Linked DNA regions of Homo sapiens: all the other regions are linked to region 3. A link is a loop called in an ENCODE intact Hi-C map of the cell type or tissue named here. Cell type or tissue: dorsolateral prefrontal cortex. All regions are shown on one strand. Links, peaks and the distances in the headings refer to the core of each region. The heading gives the core; the rest is flanking DNA. Region 1 overlaps NECTIN1 (nectin cell adhesion molecule 1). Region 2 overlaps POU2F3 (POU class 2 homeobox 3). Region 3 overlaps OAF (out at first homolog). Region 4 overlaps LOC107984399 (a long non-coding RNA gene).

Region 1 (5,000 bases), core at 1-5,000, 560 kb before region 3:
ATGGGGAAGGGCGGAGGAGAGGGAGGAAATAAAACACAAAGCCAAGTCGTGGCTGCCCTGGGCTCCCCTGGCCCCCCAGGAGTTCGGGGCTGGCTTTGGGCAGCTGGGCAAGTCTCTGTTCAGCTCCTGGAGTGGGAGGTGGGGGGTGGGCAGGGGGCGTGCGGGGAGGGGCTGGGGAGGAGCGGTCACAGACAGAGGCTCTGGAAGGGGGGCTACACGTACCACTCCTTCTTGGAAATGAAAGACCCGTCGTTCTGAGAAACCATGTTCTCAGCCAAGTCCAGCTGCTCAGGGTCGTACTGGTAGCCCAGAGTCCGGTCCCCGTAGCCGTCCTGACGGGCCTCGGCCTCATCCACGGTGAAGTAGGGCCGCTTGGCGTCCTCGTCATATTTGGGGTGGGGGCCGCCCACCTTGCGCTCGCCCCCTCCACCGCCCTCCTCCTCCTCCTCCTCCTCCTCATAGCTGCTTCCACCCAGTGGGCCGGCCTTCTTCTCGTCGTCTGAGTCGTCGGGGTACTGCAGGTTCTGTGCCATTGGTGGGTGGTGCTGGGGGATGCCTGCCTTGCTGTAGCCGTTGCCATACACGTGCTTCTTGGTGCTGTAGTCACCCTTGAAGGTGTGCCGGCGCCGACGCAGGGCGACCACGATCCCGCCGACCACAATCAACACCAGCAGGATGCTCCCCGCCACGCCCCCAATGATGGCCGTGGGCACCGGCCCGGCGCGCCGCCCATGTTCGGGAGGAGACGGGGTGTAGGGGAATTCTGGGTGAGGAAAAGAGATGGAGGGGACAGCATCAGCGTGTGCTCCTGGGGTGTAGAGGGGGTGGGAGGGAGGCAGGGAAAGGAGAGGCCAGGAAGGACAGGCTGTCTGCACCCCAGGTTTGAGCAGCTCCAGTTCGAGGCCCCGCAGCACTCCACCCATCCTGGAGCCCTAACATGCCGCAGCGTTGGTAGCTGGAGTGAGAGACAGGCAAGAGGAGAGGCAGAGGGCAGTACCCACAGCACCAGGGTCTTCCATCCCCACTGTCCTTGGTGTGGTGCTGGCCCAGCTCAATCCCTATTCATGGTGCAGTGAGACACGTGTGCCAGTTCCAGCTGCAGCACACTGCCCACTCCATGCCATTCACAGCCACAACCCTGAGGAGGTATGCCATTCATTCTCATTGGATATCTGAGGAGCTGAGGCTTGCAGAGGTTAAAGAACTTGCCTGAGGCCACCCAGCAATGATGCATCGTTGCTTCTCCTGCACATAGAACGTGTGCAAATGTCACTGATACCCCTCTGCCAGACACCTGGCAGTCACTCTGCCCCAACACTATCAACTTGGCTTCCAAGACCCAGAACCAGGAGCCACCTAGGTGTTCTGCACCTGATTTTGTCTGCCTGCAGGGCACAGGGAAAACAGGTTCCCAGGCACTGGCTCAGGAGATGCCCCGTGAGTGCCAATCAGCTGCCAAGGTGCCAGAAACTAGGGCTGTGGTTCTTGGCTGTGGTCTGGGCCTGCAGGGCAAGGTGGGGGCCTGGCAGTGCTGCCAGCCTGGGTTATAAGTGTAAGACACCAGCATGGCAGGGCACAAGCACAGGGCAAGGACGGCAGAAATGGGGGTGAAAGCATGTGCGTGTGTGCGTGCGTGGCAATGTCGAGTACACACAAGTGGGCACATGCACAGGCATACACGCTTGCCGTCATAGCAAGCCTGCCACCCAGAGAGCACATGCTGGGAGGGCCTGCATGCCTGTGCCGACATGATGAACATGAGTGTGCAAATCTGTATGCCCCGTGGACACAGCCAAAATGAGGAGGCAGGAAAGGTGAAAAGAAGAGAAAGGAAGCAGGTGGGACAGGAGAGAAGGCTGGGTGGGTGGCTTTCTGTGCCAGTGGGGCCGGGCCACAGTACTGTTCTTTGGCCAACACTGCCCCTTCCCTTGCCTTACAGGGCCTGGGAAGGTGGCTGAAACCAGGGCCATGCCACGGGCCAAAGAGGCCCTAAGGTGAGGCTAAGGGAAATGGTTCCTGGCACCACCACAGGGTGGCACCAGAGACCACAGCTGGCCTCGGTCAGAGCCACTAGGCTGCGGGTCTAGGGCAAGCCCAGAAGGCTGACCTCAGCCGCTCAGGCCCTCCTTGCTCCAGGCCCACGTAAAGGGCCAGTTTGCCCGTATACTGTTTGCCTGTATACTGCTGCCAGCTCACTCTCTGATTCAGTATCTCTCACTCCATGGGAATCATGCTCCTCCCTGAGCCCACTCCCTCCTCCTGGGGCGTGTGTGGGGTGCTATCCCACTCGGCAGGCTGCAGCAGGGTGGAGATTCTAGGAAAGAGGAAAGGCCTTCCAGGAATTTGGGCGGGAAGGGCTGACGAAAACACAGGGCCCAAGGAAGGGGAGGCCACTCACTCATCCAAGGTCACGCGGCTGAGCCAGGACCCCCCAGGGGCTCCTATACACGTGGGCACTGGCAGAGGAGCACTGCCATGGAGGACCCCGCTCCCCACCTGCCACCACCATCCTCGGTGCAGGTCAGCCAGCAGCTGCCCAGTACATATCCATGGGATCTTTGTCCTGACCGCCTGTCTCCGCAGCAGCCTCCCTGGAACCTCAAGCATCTCCCGGCTCACCAGGTCCCATCTGTTTACCGCCCTCAAAAGGGCCCCGCAACTGCTCCCCACGAGATGGGAGCAGCCTCCACCAGGGGTTCCCCAGAGGCAGCTGGGAAGAACCTAGCCTCCTCTGTACTCAGCCTGCCTGCCCCCCTCCTCGGTTCTCACCCAGATCTGAATGATCTCTCCTGTCTACACCTGCCTTCCTCTCTTCATCCATCCCTCCCATCAGCAAACATACTGAGCATCTATCCTGCTAGTCACGGGATATGAGAAACTCACAGCCTCCCCAGGGAAGCAAAGGACACTCAGAGACAGCACATGCAGATGTTAAGGGAACAGGCAGGGAAGTGCAGGGTGCAGGGGAACGGGGTGGTGTGTCTTGGCATTAGAGAAGGCTTCTTGGAGGAGGCCGGACTTGGAGAGGCCAGGAGGATAAGGAAGCATCCAGATGGAGGGAGCTGCCATTTTTCTGAAACATGTCCCTTGCCTTCCCATACAAGATTCCGTGGTTCTCGGCTTTCCTCTCTGAGTGCTATCTCCAGCTGTGTTGCTCCTTTTCTCTGTTCCAGCTGTCTCGCTGGACGCTTTGTCCTGGGACCCTCAGCCTTGACCCTCTGCTTTCTTTCCTAGTGACAGACTAGTATCAACTTCTGGAGTCACCCTTATCCTGCTGGCTGTCCAAATTATTTAGGGTACATAGTTCTCGCCCAACTCTGGGACTGTATCTCCACAGCATCTCCCAAACTGTGGCCCATGGAATCTCAAACCATTGGCTCAAAGGGTCAGCAAAAATAGGGGGGTCGAGATGTTGGCTTAGACAAAAGCATCAGAGCCTGTTACCTTCTCGTGCACACTGTGAACTACTAGAGGGACACGTCAAATGCCATGTTTCCCAACATACTGGAACATGAACCCCATACCTCCTGCCTCCAAGACAGTCTCACATAACTGATATCTAGGTGGACACATTAGAAAAACTGACCTCTAGCACACCCTCATTTGGAATTCTCACCACCACTTCAAAACCCATCTGTACCAACCTGGTTTGCCATCTTCCTTCTAAACCCTCTCCATTCGATACAACTTCCTGTCGCCACTGTCACCACCATGGAACTTATGCCAGGTTTTACTGCTGTGGTCGATTCCTAAATCTCCCACTTTCCTTTTGCCTCTGCCTGCCTTGAATCACCCCACCCGCAGTCACCAGGTTAATCTTCACTCTGTAGACACAACCACTCGCTTTCTCAAAGACCAGCAATGGCTCCCCAACTGCCTGTTGGGCTGTGCAGTCTGGCCTTCAAAGCTTCCATCATGCAACCGTATCTTGGGTTTGGTCAACTCACCTTCCTTGCTGTCCTTGTTATCCAAGTTGATTCCTTACTGCAAGCCTTTACACATGCAGTTTGCCCCGCCAGGAGTGCCTTTCCTCATCCTCCCTCCCCACCGATTGCACTTCTCCAGCCCCTTCTTCAGGAGCCTTCTCTTCTCCAGTTTACCGTGATCTTTTTCTCTTTCGAATTTTTATGTACTAATGGTCTGCACCTCTCATTCTGGTTGTGACAATTGCTAAGGTCATTCCATTAATCACATACTGACATAGCATGGTAAAGCCTGTATAAATTGCAAATAAATGCAAATTAGAAGTTACCATGGCTGGCTCTGGTCCTTCTGCCAGTTTTCAAATGGCTAAAGTTCTTCTCTTCTGCAGGAATGAGGACAGGGTTTGAGGAAGTGGCAGCCTCATGATCATTTGGGATTGACTCATTTCAGTGTGTTGCAGTAGTCTATAAGCTCACTATTGTTACATTTGTGCTTTCTTCAACAGCAGAGACCCAATAAAAAATAAAGCTCTCCTACATCTTCCTCAACTAGGTTGAATTTTCTGGACCTCTCAAGCCACATCATTGCAGTATGGTAGAGTGTACGGTCTTATCTGTTTCACAGGAATGACTGGTGTCCCAACTAGTTTGTAAGTTATAATTGAAAATGCAGGCTGGGCACAGTGGCTCATGCCTGTAATCCCAGCACTTTGGGAGGCCGAGGCGGACGGATCACCTAAGGTCAGGAGTTCAAGACCAGCCTGACCAACATGGTGAAACCTCGTCTCTACTAAAAATACAAAAATTAGCCAGGTGTAGTGATGGGTGCCTGTAATCCCAGCTACTTGGGAGGCTGAGGCAGGAGAATTGCTTGAGCTGGGAGGTGGAGGTTGCAGTGAGCCAAGTTTGTGCCATTGCACTCCAGCCTGGGCAACAGTGCAAGACTCCGTCTCAAAAAAAAAAAAAAAATGCACCTTGAACCTGATCTCTTCTCACCGTCTCCATCACTACCACCCTGATCCAAGATACTCTCATCTTTCATCTGGATTATTGATTGCAATAGCTGCCTAACTGCTC
Region 2 (5,878 bases), core at 1-5,000, 70 kb after region 3:
CAGGAAAAGTAAGCTGCAGCCCAGTAGGCCCTGGGCTAGCTCTCTCCTCTCTAGGCTGGTCACTCCTTTCCTGCCTGGATCTTCCTGCCATTTCCATCTCTGACTGCCTGACGGGATCCAGCACTGACGCTCTCCTCTTGCTTCCACTTGCAGATTAAAACCGAAGATCTCAGTGACTCCCTGCAGCAGACCCTCTCCCATCGGCCATGCCACCTGAGTCAAGGACCTGCCATGATGTCCGGAAACCAAATGTCTGGGCTAAATGCCAGCCCATGTCAGGTAACACTGTGATTTTCACAGTGGGCCAGTGTGTTTAACCCAATCCCTCTGTGAAATGCTCGACTTCCATGCTTGGTACTCGTCTAAAGAACCCCCTGCAGGCAATGTGGGAAAGAGATCTGGAGGCTGTGAGTAGGGTTCTAAAACAGTCCTCTTACAGGTGAAGCCTAGCTAGGGAGGTGAAGAGGGAGGCCTCTACTTCTCAGAGACAAAAAGGACCCAGGCTTGCCAAAGCCAAGGACCTAACAGCTGAGCTGCTGGTGTCTGCCAGCCACATTCAGGGGAATCCTAGGTTGACAGCTGCTGCTGCAGTTAGAGAATGTTTCTGTCCCCATTGGGCCCACTCTGCCTCCCCTAAGGTTTTTTGTTAGAGCCAAACTAGAATGGAGTGCTGGTGGGGGAAGAAAGAGGCGTCTGAGATAGTAACAGCCAAGGTCCGGGAGGGCGTTCACATGACGAGACCTCTTCTCAGCAGGGATCACCTGGGGGAGAAAGAGCCACCCCTTTCTGGAAACACATAAGAATATGCATCTGTCCCTTCACCTGCCATTTAGCAGGGCTTCTCAGGTCTTCTCTATGTGCACAAACCTAAGCTCAACCTCATGGGGCACAGAGCTCTGGCGTCTCCATTGCAGAGGACTCCCCGATCCCCCAAGCATCGGAATTATTAGTCCTATGTCCTGGGCTGGTAGGAGAAATCCTGGACTTTTTGTTTAACTAAATTGGTTTTATTAAGAATGAATAGTTTGCTCCACCCCCCAACTCCCACCCCAACACCCTCCAGGAAAGATTCTGGCCCAGGAAACAGCCGAGGCATGGCTTTTAGCATAACCAGGTGGCATGAGATTTAAAAAGAATTGGATAGTTGGGGATTGCATGTTATCTCTAGGATAAACTTTGAGAGATGGGTCATACCCAGGCTTTGCCTTCAGGGCATTTTATAGTCTAGTTGGGAGACAGGACTGACACATACAAAAATTAACTCAGGAGGCAAGGGTTAAGTAACAATATGTAGTAAGGACTCCTAGGCTGAGGGCAGAAGCTGTAACAATACCAGTGTTAACGGAGTAGCTACTATTTGCTAGACACTGGGGATACACAGTGGCATAAACCAAGGTCAGCCTGCAAAGTCTCTGAGTCTGGAGACCCCTGGGACGGACGAGTGGCAGGCAGATGGGGCTGATGTCCCCAGCTTGTAAATTCTGTGGTGTATGTGTATCTCTCCGTGTGTAGGACATGGCTTCCCTCCATCCGCTCCAGCAGCTTGTGCTGGTTCCCGGCCACTTACAGTCTGTATCCCAGTTCCTGCTATCTCAGACCCAGCCTGGGCAGCAAGGTAAGAACCCTGGGGGTTTCCACCTAGACCAAGTCCAGTCAAGTGCTGCTGTTGCTGCTGTTTTTTGCTGGGTGAGGGGGCCTAATTGGAGAGCATGCGTCAGTCAGTCACCCATCTGCTATTAAGACCTACTTATCCACCCCAGGGTCTGAGGAAGGGACCCTGGCAATGCTCCTCCAGGCTTAGTCTCCTTCTCTGCTTCCCCTTCCCAGCCTCCTGTTGGGTGGTCTGGTCCACCTCCTCAATTTCGTGGTGAGTGGAGACGGAAGGTGCAGGCGTGGAGCAGAGCTATGCTGTACAAGGGAGGGGAAGCGCCCTGGGAAATGCAGTACAGACAAGTCCCAATTCCTTGGAAATCTCTCCTGGACACAGATTCAGACTTGCTTCCTGGAAGCCTGGCTGTGATTCTATTTGGAGAGAGCAGCAGTGCCACCCACAGGTTGTAGAAAGGGTGTTCAGGTTTTCTTTGGCAGGGAAGTTACTCGCAGAGAACTTCTCCCTGGCCAAGAGCAAATAGATTGAACTATTAATAAATAGCTAACATTTCTTGAGCATGATGTGCCAGGAGCTCTTCTGAGTAATTTTTCTGACATTCCTCAAAATAACCTTGTAAAGTAGGTAGTTCTATTATGCCTCTGGTGACCTACTGGGAAGTTCCAGAACCGTTTAGCTGAGACCCATACTCTTGGTCATCACAGTGTGCTGCCTGTCCCACTCCCATCTCCATCAGCTAGGGTCAAAAGTGATGGAGGGTTGGCCAGGCTCGGTGGCTCACGCCTGTAATCCCAGCACTTTGGGAGGCCGAGGTGGACGGATCACTTGAGGCCAGAAGTTCGAGACCAGCCTGGCCAACATGGTAAAACTCTGTCTCCACTAAAAATACAAAAATTTGCCGGGTGTGGTGGTGCATGCCTGTAATCCCAGCTACTCAGGAGGTTGAGGCAAGAAAATCACCGGAACCTGGGAGGCAGAGGTTGCAGTGAGCCAAGATTGCACCACTGTCCTCCAGCCTGGGCGACAGAGCAAAACTCTGTCTCTGAAAAAAAAAAATAATGGAGGAAGTATAAACTCTCTCCTGTTGCACAAATCCCAAGTAGAGGTTTTGGAAATCCAGAATCCAAACAAAATGCAACTCTGCCTTCCGCCCTTAGCACCTGCACAAATGACAGTCACTATCCTTAGTTTCCAAGGCACCTCAGAATATTATGGTGATGAATGAGACCCTATTTGAATTTTTAAGTGTTTATTTTGGTTAAAAAATAAACATCATACTCCTGGAATGGAAAAGGGAAGGTAACAGTTTAATTTGTTTTCAGAAGACTGGAGAGCGACATGAAAATGGCCCAGGCTTATAACCACCTAGGTCAGTGTATGATGCAGTGGTGGAAAGACACTTCCAAATTTGGAGTCAGAAAAATTTACTGGTTTCTTTAAAAAGTCACTTACTAACTGTGTGTTTTGGGGAAAGTTACCTAACCTCTCTGAGCTTCCATTTCCTCTTCTGAAAAAATGGGATAATAGCAAGGCTCTGCCTCATGAGATTATTGAGAGTCACTTGAAATAATGCATGTGAAAAGGCTGTATCCATTTCAACCGCCATGTCAGAATTGCCATTAGTACCCAAGCCTCTCAACTCCCAGTTCTGGATTCCTTGTAAGAGCTTTCTTGCCTATGTATTTTAATAATGAACAATGAAGCCCTGACTTTTTGAAACTGAAGAGCATAAAGGTCAACATCAGCAGATGCTGTATGTACATTGTGACCCAGAACAGCCTAGGGAAAACAGAGACCCCAAAGTGCTGTTGAGTGACAAGCGATTGGGATGACCAACCCCATTGTCTGCTTTGGTGGTTTGATGGCCCCACTCCTGCTGGGAGAGTGAGCCACCAACCAGGCAGAGTCCCTCATGTACCGTTTTCCTGGGGAGGATGGAGAAGCCGGTATAATACATACTGCCCAAGGGAGTTTCCAGAGGCTCAGCCCTGGACTTTCCCTCCTCTCTCAGCCCTCTCTCCCAAGTATAAAATGTCCTGGTCAGCCACATGCCTCTGGCTAAGGCCCACTGCCCTTTAGAGCCGTATGGTCGTATCTGCTTGGTCTGGCATCCTCGCAGATTTGATTGGGCCTCTGTAGCCATAACCCAGCTACTTCTCCTGCAGGGAAAGCCAAAATCCTCAGCCCTAGCTTGAATTCTCAGCAGCCACCCTGCATCCTTTCCCTTCTTGGTTTTCTTCAGCTCTGGTAATCAGATCCCAGAGTAGATCGTCTTGACCCTCCTTAGCCTCTACGCCTCTCCAGACAGGCGGGCAGGTGGAAGGACTGGTTTGGGGACTGCTGTTTACATGTCTGTTTATCCCTGTATCTGATTTGCCTCCACCTGTATGTGGCAATGCCTGGCAGTGCTAGGAGGGCCTCTCCATGGGACTTGAGGTGGGTGGAGGGACCTGATCAGGTGGCAGGGGGTGGGGACAGTGATCGTGGTGCCAAAGTTGTAGCACATGTGTTTCAAATAGCCTGGATTTTATTTGTCTGTTCCTTTGTCCCTCCCCTTTCACCCAGGTCTGCAGCCAAATCTCCTCCCCTTTCCACAGCAACAAAGCGGTCTCCTCCTCCCACAGACTGGGCCGGGACTGGCATCCCAGGTAAACAACCCCATTCTTCCTGTTTCCTCTAGGAATGTCTCAGCTCTCACTGAGTTTAACTCACTGGTTTCCCCCTACCCCTTTAACAGGGCACTAACCCCTCTGGGGAGAGGGGATAGCAGGGAACTATCCATTGGCACAGGGGAAATCCAAGCTACAGCAAGTGGGGGGACAATTTACCAAGTGTCACTGGTGGGGCCACAGTTAGAATCCAGAGATTCCAGCTCCCAGGCCAGCCTCCTTCATGCTCCAGGCACTGAACTCCAACCCTGCACAGGCCCCAGCATTGCTCCTCTGAGAGCCAGGCTCAGCTCACTTCTCAGGCATACCAAGATGGCCACGAACCCTACCTAGGTGCTCTCAAGCCCCAAGAGGGAGACTAGAATACTACAGACCTGATGTCCCAGACCACAAAGCCAGTGTCTTTCACCTCTGGGCCACTATTCCAGATTGCCTCCTGCAGTGGGCACGTATATAGGCCAGTGGGCTGAGGTCTGGGAGAGGGGTTGTTTGCAGAGCTGCCATGGTTCCACACAGCACCTTTTTTCCAACTAGGAAAAAGGCACCTCTTCTGGCCAGGTGCAGTCTCATGCCAAGGTGGACAGATTGGCGACAGCAGCATGAGCTGTATCTTAGCTGCCATTCCTCCCCTGATCTGGGTGCCCCTGTACAGTTAATAACCTGCACAGCTGCATGAGATGGCTCTGCACAGATGGTTGGGCAGAATGGTTGGGAATGACTGCAGAGATCTCTGTGCTAAGATCCCCATGGCTCACCAAGAGCCCGGCCTTCAGAGAGGGCTGAGGCCACTAAAAGTACCTGGAGGGGAAGCTCGCCATCTAGTGGTTGAAATGGGGACACCAGCATCATAAGCTGCTCTTCCGCCTCCTCCTGGCTGCCCTCTCCAGAATCTCATAGCCATGGGCTTACAGCTGGAAGAGATCTTAGAATCTTCAAGATCAACTCTCATCTCTTATCATATTTTGGCATGGAGAGACTGGTAGCAGAGAGACCACATAGAAGATTATGAAGATCATCCAGGGGAGGGGTCATAAAGGATTGGCTTAGAGTTGTGGCAATAAGAAGAGGGGATGATTGAGGAGATGCTTTGGGAAGTTGAATCAGTGCAGTTTGCCAGTGGATTGGAGATGAAAGGAGGAGGGAGAAGGTCTAGCAGAGAGCCCCATAAGTCTTTGTCAAATGAAAGAACAAATGATTTAATGAAAAGGAAGGTTCAAAGAGGACTGGGGCTTTGTCCTGAGGGTCTGGTCTATGCCACACTCTCCTCACACACCCTCTCCCTGCAAACTAAGACCAAATTCATGATGGTTTCAGACTAAAAGACCCTTCACTGGGGGAAAGACTCCTAAACTTCTCTCTAGAGGTCCTTTTACCTTCTTCATCATAAGGATACCTATCTGAATGGTAAACCCAAATATCCCAGAGGAGAAGAAGTAATGTTTAGTCTACAAAAAGTAAATCAAAAAGGAGAGAAGAGGTGGATTTAGCCCTTTGAGCTAGCTGGCCACAGTGCCTGGACCCCTAGGCCCAGATTCCACTCTATCCTTGTGGAATGATAGATGTCCTTAAGATCGGATTCATTCCTGACCCCAAATAGGCA
Region 3 (6,036 bases), core at 421-5,420:
GATATCAGCTTCAGGCCCTCCCTGGTGCCAGCATCTCTGCCCCAAGATCCTTGGAAGCTCCTCTCCATACTGCATGGTCCCTGCCTTCCTGACCTCTGTGACTTCAGCGCTGACCCCTCTCTGGGTACCTTTTCCAGGACCGCCCTCAGGTCCCCTGTGTGGAGGGGAGAGGGAAATGGCGCCATTCCAACTCTGAGCCCCTGTGCCTTCTGCCAGCCAACTGAGCACTGGTGAAATGCCTGCTCCTCCCAGGGCAGGCCCAGATTTAGAAATACCCAACCAAGCTGTGGTCTTGCCCCCCACACACATACACCCTCCCCCATGGCCTGCACCCCAGACTATGCCGCAAGCTTGACATAAGTGTCCTCCAGAAGCTGGCCCCTCCCATACAGCCCCTGAGCCTAATCAGGCCGGTACCTTCCGTCTCCTCCAGCGCCCCAATATGCACACTTTCCCATTTGATCCAAGCCCTGGCCACCCTGACCTGACCTGCCCCACTGTGGGTGTGCTTTGCTGGCCCTTCTCTGCCTAGCCCTACTCAGATGTCACTTTTTTTTTTTTGAGATAAAGTCTCACTGTTGTCCCCCAGGCTGGAGTGCAATGGCACGATCTCGGCTCACTGCAACCTCCGCCACCCGGGTTCCAGCAATTCTCCTGCCTCAGCCTCCAGGATAGCTGAGATTATAGGTGCCCGCCACTGTGCCCAGCTAATTTTTGTGCTTTTAGTAGAAACAAGGTTTCACCGTGTTGGCCAGGCTGGTCTCAAACTCCTGGCCTCAGGTGATCCACCTGCCTCAGACTCCTAAAGTGGGATTACAGGCATGAGCCACTGTGCCCGGCCAGATGTCACCTTTTTTAAGAAGCCTTCCTTGACTTCCAACCTTGTCTCCCCACGCCTCTATCTCAGCACACTCCGGTATGGTGATTTTTTAAAGCATTGGGTGGCAGTGTGGTCTAGTGGAGGCCTTGAAACCTTGGCCAGATCATTAAACTCTGGGTCGATGTTCTCATCACTAAAACAGGGATGACGATACTTAGCCCATGGGGTGACTGATGGAGGTACTGTAAGTAGAGCCCGTAGCACACAGTTGATGCCATAGAGGAGGGTGATTCCTATTTAATCTGTTTCTCCCACGAGCCCAGCAAGGAGGAGCCTAGTAACCAGGTCTTACCTCTGTGTCCCATGGCAAGCTTGGAAATGGAGGTGTCTGTAAATGCCTGTGGGATGACAGAGGAGACCAAGTGGGGAATGGCAGCGGCCTCTGACTAGGGGAGCTCCTTCCCTCCCTCCCTCCCTCCCTCCCTGATCCTTGCCTCTCTCCCCCAGGTGTGGACAGTTCTGTGTTCGAGGCTCTGCCCAAGGCCTCAGAGCAGGCGGAGCTGCCTCGCTGCAGGCAGGTGGGGGACCACGGGAAGCCCTGCGTCTGCCGCTATGGCCTGAGCCTGGCCTGGTACCCCTGCATGCTCAAGTACTGCCACAGCCGCGACCGGCCCACGCCCTACAAGTGTGGCATCCGCAGCTGCCAGAAGAGCTACAGCTTCGACTTCTACGTGCCCCAGAGGCAGCTGTGTCTCTGGGATGAGGATCCCTACCCAGGCTAGGGTGGGAGCAACCTGGCGGGTGGCTGCTCTGGGCCCACTGCTCTTCACCAGCCACTAGAGGGGGTGGCAACCCCCACCTGAGGCCTTATTTCCCTCCCTCCCCACTCCCCTGGCCCTAGAGCCTGGGCCCCTCTGGCCCCATCTCACATGACTGTGAAGGGGGTGTGGCATGGCAGGGGGTCTCATGAAGGCACCCCCATTCCCACCCTGTGCCTTCCTTGCGGGCAGAGAGGGAGAGAAGGGCTCCCCAGATCTACACCCCTCCCTCCTGCATCTCCCCTGGAGTGTTCACTTGCAAGCTGCCAAAACATGATGGCCTCTGGTTGTTCTGTTGAACTCCTTGAACGTTTAGACCCTAAAAGGAGTCTATACCTGGACACCCACCTCCCCAGACACAACTCCCTTCCCCATGCACACATCTGGAAGGAGCTGGCCCCTCAGTCCCTTCCTACTCCCCAACAAGGGGCTCACTATCCCCAAAGAAGGAGCTGTTGGGGACCCACGACGCAGCCCCTGTACTGGATTACAGCATATTCTCATCTCTGGCCCCGAGGCTGCCTGTGGGGCGAGTGGAGACCTCCCATCACTGAGACAGATCACAGACCACGAGTGCCTTTCCCGGACCTGGACGTTGCCTCCAGAGCAGGCACCAGCTCTTTCCCTCTCTACACAGAAATATTTTTGTAAGGTTCTGGGGCAGGGAGGGAGCATGAAGTACGAGGAAAACTTGAATTCCAGATTTTTAGTGCAAAGTATTTATCATTTCTACCAGAAATAAACGTTTTAAGTTTTTACTTGACTAATGAGACCCAGAGTTTGGAGAAAACTTTTGGCCAATGCTGCCACCTGATGTCAGAAAGTGTCCCCACACCCTAGCAGTGGCCTATCTTGGAACAAGAACTTCGAAAGCACCTACTGTGTGCTCAGCCATTTGAGGAAGGAAGGAGGAGAAGGAAGATGTTACTAGGGAAGGATGAGATAAAACTTCTGCACCCAAGACAATGAGACAGACATAGCTGCAACCGTAGTAAGCCAGTCAGAAATAGCCAGCGCGAAGGCAAGAGATGGGGTGGAGATTGGAACCCCGCTTCAGATCTGGGCTCGGCTACTTACCTGCTGTGCAGCCATGGGTCAAGTTGCTTGACCTCTCTGTGCCTCCACTCCCTTAGCTATAAAATGAGCTTACTTAAGAGACCGAAGTGAATTCTTGCATGTCAAGCATCTAGCACATAGTGCTGTTAGCCATTCTTAGTATCATTACTATTAGTGAAAAAAGCAGACATTCCTGCAGCTATAAGCCTGACTCAATGAAATCAGACATCTGGAAGGCTCTTCACTTCCAAAGTATCTTTCAACATGAAGAGGCTGTAATAGGAAGTGCCGGGCAGGGTTCTGGATGGTTCCAGAGCGAGGGATGTGCAGGCTGCATGTATTGGGAAAGGCTTTCTGGAAGAGTTGGGGTGTGGGTTGAGGCTGGAAGATGGTAACGATTTGGCAAGGTGGAGGCAGGAGTGTTTTAGGGGTTGGAAGAGTCTCATGGGTTCCCCAGGTGACCCAACTTTCTCAAGGAAGAGATGGGGACAGTCAGATCCTTCCTTGAAGGCCTTGGCGAGGGAAGGGGTTTGCAGGGTGGTCCCCTTTACTCTGCTCCCAGAACTCCCAGAACAGGCTGCAACTGCCCCTTGAACTCATGCAGGCCAGAGGGTTGAGGGAGCTGGGCTTGCTTGGCCTTGGTTGAGCTGAGGGTCAGCGGGGAGATAACCTTTTCAGGTGGGCACACCTCCCTTCTGAACCTGTTTTCAAGGACCAGCTCAGCCTTGCTGGGGGATGGGGAGGGAGCTGTCCCATCAGTCACCCCCCAGTCCTTTTTCTCCTTCCCTTTCTGCCAGGGCCTCCATCCCAAGCCCCAGCCATTGCTCCAGGTGGGCAAGGGATACTTGGAGAAGGCACCTGCTACCTCCTGTGTGCCTTTTTTGATGGAAGGGGAGTCCCCAAATCAGTATGTTTTCCCTTCTGATTTCCAAGTCACCAAAAATAATGCTTTTTTAAAAAGCAATGTTTTCAAGACTTGGAGTGTTTTTCTGACCTTCCTTGACTAGCACCTCCTAGCTTGTCTGGCCCCTGCAGTGAGGGGGCTCTGGACACCATCACTACAGACACCAGCTGCCTTGGGCTCCTTAGTCTCAGGGGATGGTGATGAGAAGAATCCCTGAGACTTTGGGCTGACCTTAACACTCTGCAAAGTAGGCACCTCCCACAGGGCCACATCCAAGGGCTCGAGTCCACCATTCCAAAGCACTCGCCCAACCGCCTTAGCCCCACTGTCACAGCACCTGAAATCCTGCCGTGACAGTCACTTCTTTGCTGAAAAGCAAATTTTAGTGTGCATCAGAATCACTTAGGAGCTTGTTGAAATAGATGTAGGTGGTCAGCTGTTTGGCAAACACTGAGATAAGACTTCCCTATCGCAGGAGGCTTTTGTGGCCGTGTAAAACACTTGGGAGTGGTAATATCAGTACTTATTTCTCTGCGGACTTTAGGGTTTACAATGTGCCTTCATATAAATTGGCCATTGGCTCCTTGTAGTGACTCTGTAACATTTTATAGATGTGGCTCCCTTATAAAATTGTGTGACCAGCCCAAGTTCAAGTCCAGGCATCTTGTTAGAACAGAACTGAGATCCAACCCCTGTCCTTCTTACTCCACACCCCCTCCCAACCCAAAGTGCTTTATGAGGTTGGCCAGCCAGAACTTCCGAGAGCACAGCTCACCCACAGGAGGGGACCTAGGCTTCGGTGGGACGGGGAGGAGTGTGGAGTGTAGAGCACCTGCTGGGCCAGTCTCTGTAGTAGCAATCATTGAACATGTGGGCAGGGGGTGGTGGGGACAGTGTCCAAAGATTCCTGGGACCAGAATTGGCAGGAAGAACTGCCTGATTTCCGTTTGCCAGGGTAAGCAAAGCACCCTCGGGGAGGCCAGAAACCCAGCCCTGACTGGTGCTGCTGCAAGCCGGGAGGATGAGTTGTGCCTGGTTCCCTGGGCAACCTCACCCGGGCTGGGCTGGACCTCACTATGGACTTCCTGTGGGTTTTCTTCAGGCATCTCTCCCTTCAGGCTTGTTAGCCAAGGGAGGCCTTCAGTGGGGGAACTGTGGGCCACAGCTGGAGGACCTCTACCCCAGGGTCTTTATTGGACCTGGCTCTGGTGGATGAGGGGACAAGGACTCCGGCAAAAAGGAGGGCAAGTGCCACTCTCAAGAACCAAAGGCTCGAGGCCAGCATTGTATCTGAGGAGCATGGGCACCCGCTGGGGCCCAGCTCTGTGTGACCTTGTGTGGGTCACACACATCCCATAAGAGAGAGGGTCTCACTGGGTTATCTCCAAGGTCTTCCCCAACACGGGCATTCCATGTCTAATCGCCTAATATTCTCCCAAATGGTCTATTGGCCATTTGGCTACTGATGGAAAATCGAATTGTTTACTGTGACTTGCTCTTACAAGCCAGGTTGTAGGCAGGAATAGAAAAAACAGGCAACTGACTCTAATCCCAGCACTTTGGGAAGCCGAGGCGGGCAGATCACCTGAGGTCAGAAGTTCAAGACCAGCCTGACCAACATGGCGAAACCCCCTCTCTACTAAAAATACAAAAATTAGCCGGCGTGGTGATGGGCGCCTGTAATCCCAGCTACTTGAGAGGCTGAGGCAGGAGAATCGCTTGAATCCGGGAGGCGGAAGCTGCAGTGAGCCAAGATCGCACCACTGCACTTCAGCCTGGGTGATGGAGTGAGACTCAATCTCCAAAAAAGAAAAGAAAAAACAGGCAACTGGAATGTCTGTGTCACAGGCGTGAACATTGTAGATGCTGTCAGATCACCCTACAGCTGGGGCCGTTCCAGTTTACACACAACTAGCAGTGTCTGAAAGTTCCCGTTCTCTCATATTCCTGTGGTATCAGTCAGGGCTCTCCAGAGAAACAGAACCAGTAAGATACACACATAGAGAAAGATTTATTTTAAGGAATTAGCTTGCTGGATTTTGGGGTCTGGCAAGCCCAAAATCCTAACAAACTAGCAGTCTGGCAGCTGAGGCAAAACTTAATGTTGTGGCCAGCCGGGAGTCTGAAATTTGTAGGGCAGGGCAGCAGGCTGGAAGCTCAGGCGGGACTCTTGTGTTATAGTCTTAAGGCAGAATGTCTTCTTCAGGAAACCTCCATTTTCGCTCTTTAGGCCTTCAACTGATTGGATGAGGACCACCCGCAATACAGGGGTGATCTTTTACTTAAAGTCAACTGATTATAAAGGTAGTCACGTCTATAAAATACCTTCACAGCAACGTCTAGGCTAATGTTTGACAAAACAGCTGGGTATGAGAGCCTGGCCAAATTGGCACATAAAATGAATCATCATGCCTGCCATCGCTTGGTATTGTCATAAA
Region 4 (6,036 bases), core at 587-5,586, 58 kb before region 3:
GTGGGCATTACTATTTCCACCATCCTCATGATGGATCTGGAATCCACGGGGGTCCCCTGCCCAGGATCGTGCAGCCTGTGGAAGGCAGCAGGCGCCGGGATGCCGAATGGATTGAATGAGCTTCTCGGGGATTCCCTGAGCTTGGTGAACGCAGAGCCCACCCTGACGGTCAGGCCTAACCCCACCGCCAATAACAGAGCAGCCCTAGGTGGAAGTGGGCTGCCTGTGCCTGGCACTGGGAGCGGCAGAGGCGGCTGCCGCTGTGGAAGTAGCGCCCGCAGTGCCAAGCTCCTGTGCCTGGGAGGACGCGGGCACTGGGCGACCTGCAGTCGGGGCTGCCCCCAGGCAGGGCTCCCTGGCTTTCTCACAGCGCGGCTCGCGGGAAACGACGCTGCCCTATGGCACAGTGAAGTAAGGCGATGGCTGCTCTCAGCCAGAGGCGGGGCTGGGGGAGGGGGCCAGAGATGCCCCGGGAGCCCCTGGACCCTCTGGAGGGTCGGGTGGGGGAGGGGAGATCTCTGTCTTGACCACGCACTTGTAACCCATTCTTGGCACACCGGGATACCTTGCCTGCAGGTAGTGCTCTGCTCTCGGGGAGAGGGCACAACCTCTAATCCTCTGACCGAGGCTCTCTGCCTCTCACAAGAAGCCCCCAACACACTGGTTTTCCTCACAGCCTGCCCCAACTGCTCATCGGAACCTGCAGCCCCCTTCCCTGCCCCAACTGTCCCTCTGCGGACCCCATTACCCTACTTTCTGTCGAGCCCAACTGCCCTATCCTTTATACAGGCTGTCGGGGGCAATGGTGGTGAGCATGGGCTATGGAGTCAGATTGCCTGGGTTCAAATCCTGGCTCTGCCATCTTCTGACTGTGTGACCTTGGGCCAGTTTCTTTATTTCTGTGCCTCAGTTTTCTCGTCTGTAAAATTGACGGGATGGTGGCATCTGTCTCACAGAGTGGCTGTGAGGGTAGCGGGCACACTGCCACAGGCACGATGAACGTCAGCTCTTGTTGCCAACCTCCCCCCACAACACACACAGCTTAGTAACTCTACCCTCACCCAACACATAACACCTAGCTTGTCCCTCATAATGAGCTCTCAGCCTAAATCAGTGCCCTCAGCAAACCTGTGGTGCAGGGCACGTGTTAGGGTAGACAAGATCCTGGGGAAGACTCACTGACTCCACCGAGGCAGCACTGGCTGCAGCTGGGATTGGCCCAGACATTTAAGAGCCGAGGACTAAGCAATGCCTGCATTGCCTGCTATGTGCATATGTCCAGCAGGACGGCAGTGTCAGGCCACTGGCCAGTGGGGACCAGCCTCTGAGCTGGTCATCCGAACACCCTAGGAAAGAGTCCACCCCGTCCTTCATGTTCTATCACTGCTTGGCCTAGCTAAGCCAAGCACCTGGGCCCAAGCCCCACCGTGGAGATGGCGGCTGGAGCAGTGTCCGAGGTCACAGATGGAGGAATGTGACCTCCAGCCCAATCTCGACTCTGCTCTTTGCCAGTTCAGTCTTGCCCAAGTCACTTGGGTTCTCCAAGCCTATGATCTCCTCTTTAAAATGGAAGGGAGAGCTGGGCATGGCGGTTCATGCCTGTAATCCCAGTACTTTGGGAGGCTGAGACGGGAGGATCACATGAGGCCAGGAATTCAAGACCAGCCTGAGTAACATGATGAGACCCCCATCTCTACAAAAAAACAAAAAACACTTTGGTTTTTGTTTGTTTGTTTGTTTTTGTTTTTGTTTTTAATTAGCAGGGCATGATGGTGTGTTTCTGTAGTCCCAGCTACTCGGGAGGCTGAGGCGGGAGGATCAGTTGAGCCCAGGAGTTCAAGACCAGCCTGGACAACACAGCAGACCCCGTCTTTATAAAATAAATTCAGTAAAATGGAAGGGAGAGAGTCCATCTCTATTCCAGGTGCTTGGTCCTGGGGGAAGGTAGGGGAAGGGACAGAGAAGGAAGCAGGAGAGGCAGCACCAACACCTCTTCCCACCTGTGGGAGATTCTGCTCTCTCATTGACTGGAGCTGGGCTTGCCAGAAAGTCAGATGTGGCCAGTCATCTCTCTCTTGCCCCACCTGAGGTGAGCTCTAACTGTACCTTCTCCATCTCAGAAATAAACGTGGCCTTTGAGTGGGGACACTCAACAGTCAACTTCCCTGCTTCCCATGAGGCAGAGTTGCAGAAACCTAGATTCAATCCCTGCTGCACCAGTCCCTTACTAACTATGTGACACTGGACAAGATGTAGCCTCTCCAGCAGTGGCCAACTTTGTTTCGCTCTTATTACATACCAGGCCCTTGGGCAAGCACTTGCCCCCATCCGTGCAACAACCCCACGAAGTAGCCCATCTCACAGGCAAGAAAACTGAGGTTCCAAGAGGTTATGTAAGTTGCCACCATCACACAGCTGGCAAGTGGGAGAGCTAGAAGGTGGATGGTGGCAGAGTCTGGGCATTGGCACGTCACCCTCCCAGAGCACCGGGATGGGGAAAGGAGGTCTCTGGAAAGTATCTATCCAGCACAGGTGGAAACTCAACGCTGATTCTGGGTTTTTTGTCGCATCCCCTTTCGGAGGGAACCAAACTGTGATTCCTTGATCTCACCACAGGGTGTCTCCACGCCACTACTCAACCAGCCACCCGATGCCTGGGCTACCTTTGGCGCAGCCCTTCCTCCTGTGGGACTGGCTGCAGCCCTCCTGCTCCTGTGTGGCCTGTTTGCGCCTGTCTTGTCTTCAGCGGGGACAGGCTCTGATTCCTCTGGGAAGCATGAGGGCTGTCACTGACCTGCACCCCCTGCCTTGTGGGGTTCAGCGGAGTGGCGTGGAACAGAAGTGCTGCTTTCCACGTGGCCTCTTCTCTGCCTCCCCCAAGTTCCCCCACACTGTCCTGTGTCAAGAGTCACAGCCAGAGCCTCAGTCTCCAGAAGTCACGGCAACAGAGCTGTGGGGAGATCCCACGCCCTCCCATGGGGGACCTTGACCTGCCTGGAGAGAGGGGCTCGTGCCACCTGCGTGGGGCCCCTCCCCAGTCTGGCTTGGTAACTGCGGACCTCTGTATTACTTCCTCTTCTCCGCAGCCCATGCTGCCGTGAATGTCCCCGTGTGACAGTTGTTAGAAGGGGAGTAATTACCTCCTTTTGGAAGTTTCAATGAGACCATGTAGGTAAAAAACATCTTGCAAGCTCTTCATTGAAATGTTGCTTGCCAAAAATAGGGAAACGGGGGCTAGGTCAAATGACTGTCCCAAAGCCACTCAGTAAGTCAGCGGTGGCCATAGGATCCTGATCCCAATCTAGCGATTCTCCCAAGAAATCACACTTGACTTTGGGGTGGCCTCCTCTGTGTGAACCTAGTCCAGGGCGTTGAAAGGGCACAGAACAGAGATCCTCGGGAGGAGGAGGAATCTGGGGATGAAGGAGTTAAGGGGGCCTGGAGCCGGGATGGCTGAAGGCTATAAAGAGACCAGTATGAGAGGAAGAGGCCAGCGAGGGGCCTGGCTTTGATTAGGCCCCCAAGGCCATCTGGAGAACCAGACGCTGGAGATGGGTTGGTTTTATGGGGGCAGATGGCATAAATTATAGGGGCGTTAATGGGGTAGAGGGGTTCCCCCCACAGTGCTTCTGAAAGGGGTTGCATGGGGGGTCCTCGTCCCTAGCAGCCTGGGCCAATCCCATCTGCTCCAGCCTCTGCTGTGTCTCCCTGCCTGCAGTACAATACCCTCCACAGAAACTGCCCCCAGAGGCATCTGAGAGCATGCTCCAGCACTCAAAGGAAACAGAGACCCTCTGCTGCCTAGACAGGAGCCACATCAGGACGGTGGTACTGCCTGGAGCCATCATATGATGGGCAACCCAACATCTGGCTCAACGAATCCTCAACAGCCAGCCAATTGAGAATGGTCATGTCCCATTTGTCTCCAAGCCAACTGCAGGACTTGAACAGTCATCAGATCACACCCTCAATGGTGAGGGGCTTGGTGACCATCCTATCCAAACACTTCAACAGAAGCCTAGGGCTACACAGCTAACTGACCTCAGGGCTGGACTTGAAACTTAGACTCCTCACACTTGAGCCAGTACATTTTCATGACCACTCGCCATCATCACACAGCCTCTCTGGATCTCAGTCTTTTCATCTAACAATCGCTGTTTGGCCTCCCTCCCAGCTGAAGTGGAATGAAACGTCGGCTGCAAAAGGCTTTGAAAAGTTAAAACCACAACACAAGTGATTGCAGCATTTTGTGAGCAGAAGTTGGGGAGCCCGTGGAGTTTCCCAGGAATGGGCTAGTGGTTCTGCTCTGTGGAGGAGTCCAACTGACACCTCTGGCCCTCACAGGCCCTCTTCATTTTGGCTCTGCTCAGGGACTCAGGTAGTGCTCAGCCTGAGCCCACATCATTAGGAGGGTGGGTCATTCTGAAAACAAAAACCTCTCTTTGTGCTTCCCAAAGCCCATCAAAAATGATTTTCAGTCACCCCACTGGGGGAGTTATCCCCATCATTGTATCCCATTCTTGCAAAGGATAGGAAGTAGAATGTGGGGAGCAGGGATGGAGAGTTGACAACCAATTCTTCCACCACTTCATATGCAATCTTAGCTAGTCAGAAAACAACCTAAACAACGTCTAGCAAACTCGAGGTACATATCTCAAATGCAGCAATTTCTCTTCTAGAAATCTACCCCTCAGTTATATTAGCACAGATGTCTTTGTACAAGACTGTTCATTGCAGCTTTGTTTGTAATAACAAAGACTGAAAGCAACCTAAATATCTATCATTAGGGGATGGAGCAAATAAATTGTGGTACCCATACTATATAACACCAGGCAAAGAATGAAGTAGATTTATAAGCATATACAAATGCAGTCGATTTATGTAAGGATCTGCAGGATATATTGTTAAAAACAAGTCATATATGGAACAGTGGAGATACTATGTTCCTGTTTATGCCCAAGAAAAGAAGGTACATGTAAAGCATAAGAAATTTCTGAATGATACACAAATTCTGTTCATAGTAGTTGCCTCCAGGTTGAGAGACAGGTGGCTTCCGGTAAAGAGGGACTTACTTTTCATTATATTCCTATTTTAGCATATGTATTTGTTCCACTTTTTCAGTTAAATGGAGAGAGGTAGTTAAAAAAAAAAAAGAAGTTGGTCTAGAAAAATAACTGCTTGGACGTAACCACATTTCTGCACTCAATCCACCTTCTGCCTTCCAAGTCTTGCCCCTGCTCCCTTGCACAGCTCTGACCCACTCCAGCCAATAAGCCTCAGCTTTCATCATAGCCACAAGCCTTGGGGGAAACTGCCCTTCATTCTGCAAGGACTGAGGCCTCCCTGTCATGCCCAGCTGCAAGAAGACTCAAGGGCTCCTATACGAGGATCTCAAGTGCTTGGAAAAGGGGTGTTACCCCAGGTGATGCCCTTTGTACAAGCCAAGGGGCTTGGTTTCCTATTAAGCCCGCGGAAGGAGTGGCAGTTAAACACCAAGCTTCAAAGAGTTGAGGATTTTCAAAAATCGCTTTTGGGGAATCTGCAGCTTTTATTGGAGGTGTCAGACATTAATGAGGGTTCTGGATCATTCCCAGCCTGCAGAGCCCTCTCTTCCTCTCTTCTCCGCCCCCACTCATTCCAGCAACCAACTTCCCCACTTTGATGAATCAGGAGAGGCTGAGAGTTCAAGGGGGTATTTCTGTCCCACTCTCAGCCCACCTTCTCCCCTTTTGCTTCAAGAAGATGTGGAAGCTGAAAGGACCCAAGATGGGGGAAGAGGGTACAGAACTCAAGGGAAGGGCTGGGGAGCAGGTTCAGACAGAGGCAAAAGAACCCAGCCTTGCTTACCTGCTCCTCTGGAAACAGTTTCGTGGCAAAGAATTAGGAATTCTGGAGCCGCCCGAATGCCAGCTGGGATGAAACCCTCAACACACGATCACTCCCTCTGGGCAATGATCATGCTCTTAGATATTTTGAGATCCTTAAATGGAAGGAGTTGTAGGAGCTACATTTTGTCCAAATACGTAGTTACATATG

Evidence for each region. Hi-C counts contacts between places; a loop is a spot of excess contacts. Peaks named below come from ENCODE experiments on the same cell type or tissue, not always from the same donor. Only the 100,000 strongest peaks of a DNase experiment are listed, where the experiment ranks them.
Region 1: a loop joins it to region 3, with 2.4 times the contacts of the local background. A loop is called at or near these places in 8 of 110 quality-filtered maps.
Region 2: it touches region 3 in a loop (5-fold over the local background); 92 of 110 quality-filtered maps call a loop at or near these places.
Region 4: a loop joins it to region 3, with 8 times the contacts of the local background. A loop is called at or near these places in 104 of 110 quality-filtered maps.

What each region holds. Positions count from the first base shown.
Region 1 is chr11:119,664,535-119,669,534 of GRCh38, forward strand. NECTIN1 (nectin cell adhesion molecule 1) reads right to left here. Exons shown (of 6, transcript NM_002855.5): 6 at 1-763. The coding sequence ends at 213. Among named protein-coding and RNA genes, the nearest start is that of NECTIN1-AS1, 43 kb to the right of the region's middle. RefSeq lists enhancers at 62-600, 601-1,137. In dorsolateral prefrontal cortex, for the core only: CTCF peaks have their summits at 2,038 (motif pointing right) and 2,238; a DNase peak (open chromatin) is centred at 2,057; H3K27ac peaks cover 3,118 bases.
Region 2 is chr11:120,298,112-120,303,989 of GRCh38, forward strand. It overlaps POU2F3 (POU class 2 homeobox 3), which reads left to right. Exons shown (of 13, transcript NM_014352.4): 4 at 154-279; 5 at 1,513-1,615; 6 at 4,175-4,257. Among named protein-coding and RNA genes, the nearest start is that of TLCD5, 24 kb to the right of the region's middle. In dorsolateral prefrontal cortex, for the core only: a CTCF peak has its summit at 2,051 (motif pointing left); a DNase peak (open chromatin) is centred at 2,030.
Region 3 is chr11:120,227,541-120,233,576 of GRCh38, forward strand. It overlaps OAF (out at first homolog), which reads left to right. Exons shown (of 4, transcript NM_178507.4): 4 at 1,328-2,794. The coding sequence ends at 1,602. Among named protein-coding and RNA genes, the nearest start is that of POU2F3, 9.6 kb to the right of the region's middle. In dorsolateral prefrontal cortex, for the core only: CTCF peaks have their summits at 2,457 and 2,662; a DNase peak (open chromatin) is centred at 2,451; H3K27ac peaks cover 335 bases.
Region 4 is chr11:120,169,783-120,175,818 of GRCh38, forward strand. It overlaps LOC107984399 (a long non-coding RNA gene), which reads left to right. Exons shown (of 2, transcript NR_159965.1): 2 at 1-1,899. LOC124902773 (a long non-coding RNA gene) reads right to left here. Exons shown (of 2, transcript XR_007062923.1): 2 at 5,529-6,036. Among named protein-coding and RNA genes, the nearest start is that of TRIM29, 35 kb to the left of the region's middle. In dorsolateral prefrontal cortex, for the core only: CTCF peaks have their summits at 2,623 and 2,831; a DNase peak (open chromatin) is centred at 2,649; H3K4me3 peaks cover 59 bases; H3K27ac peaks cover 1,012 bases.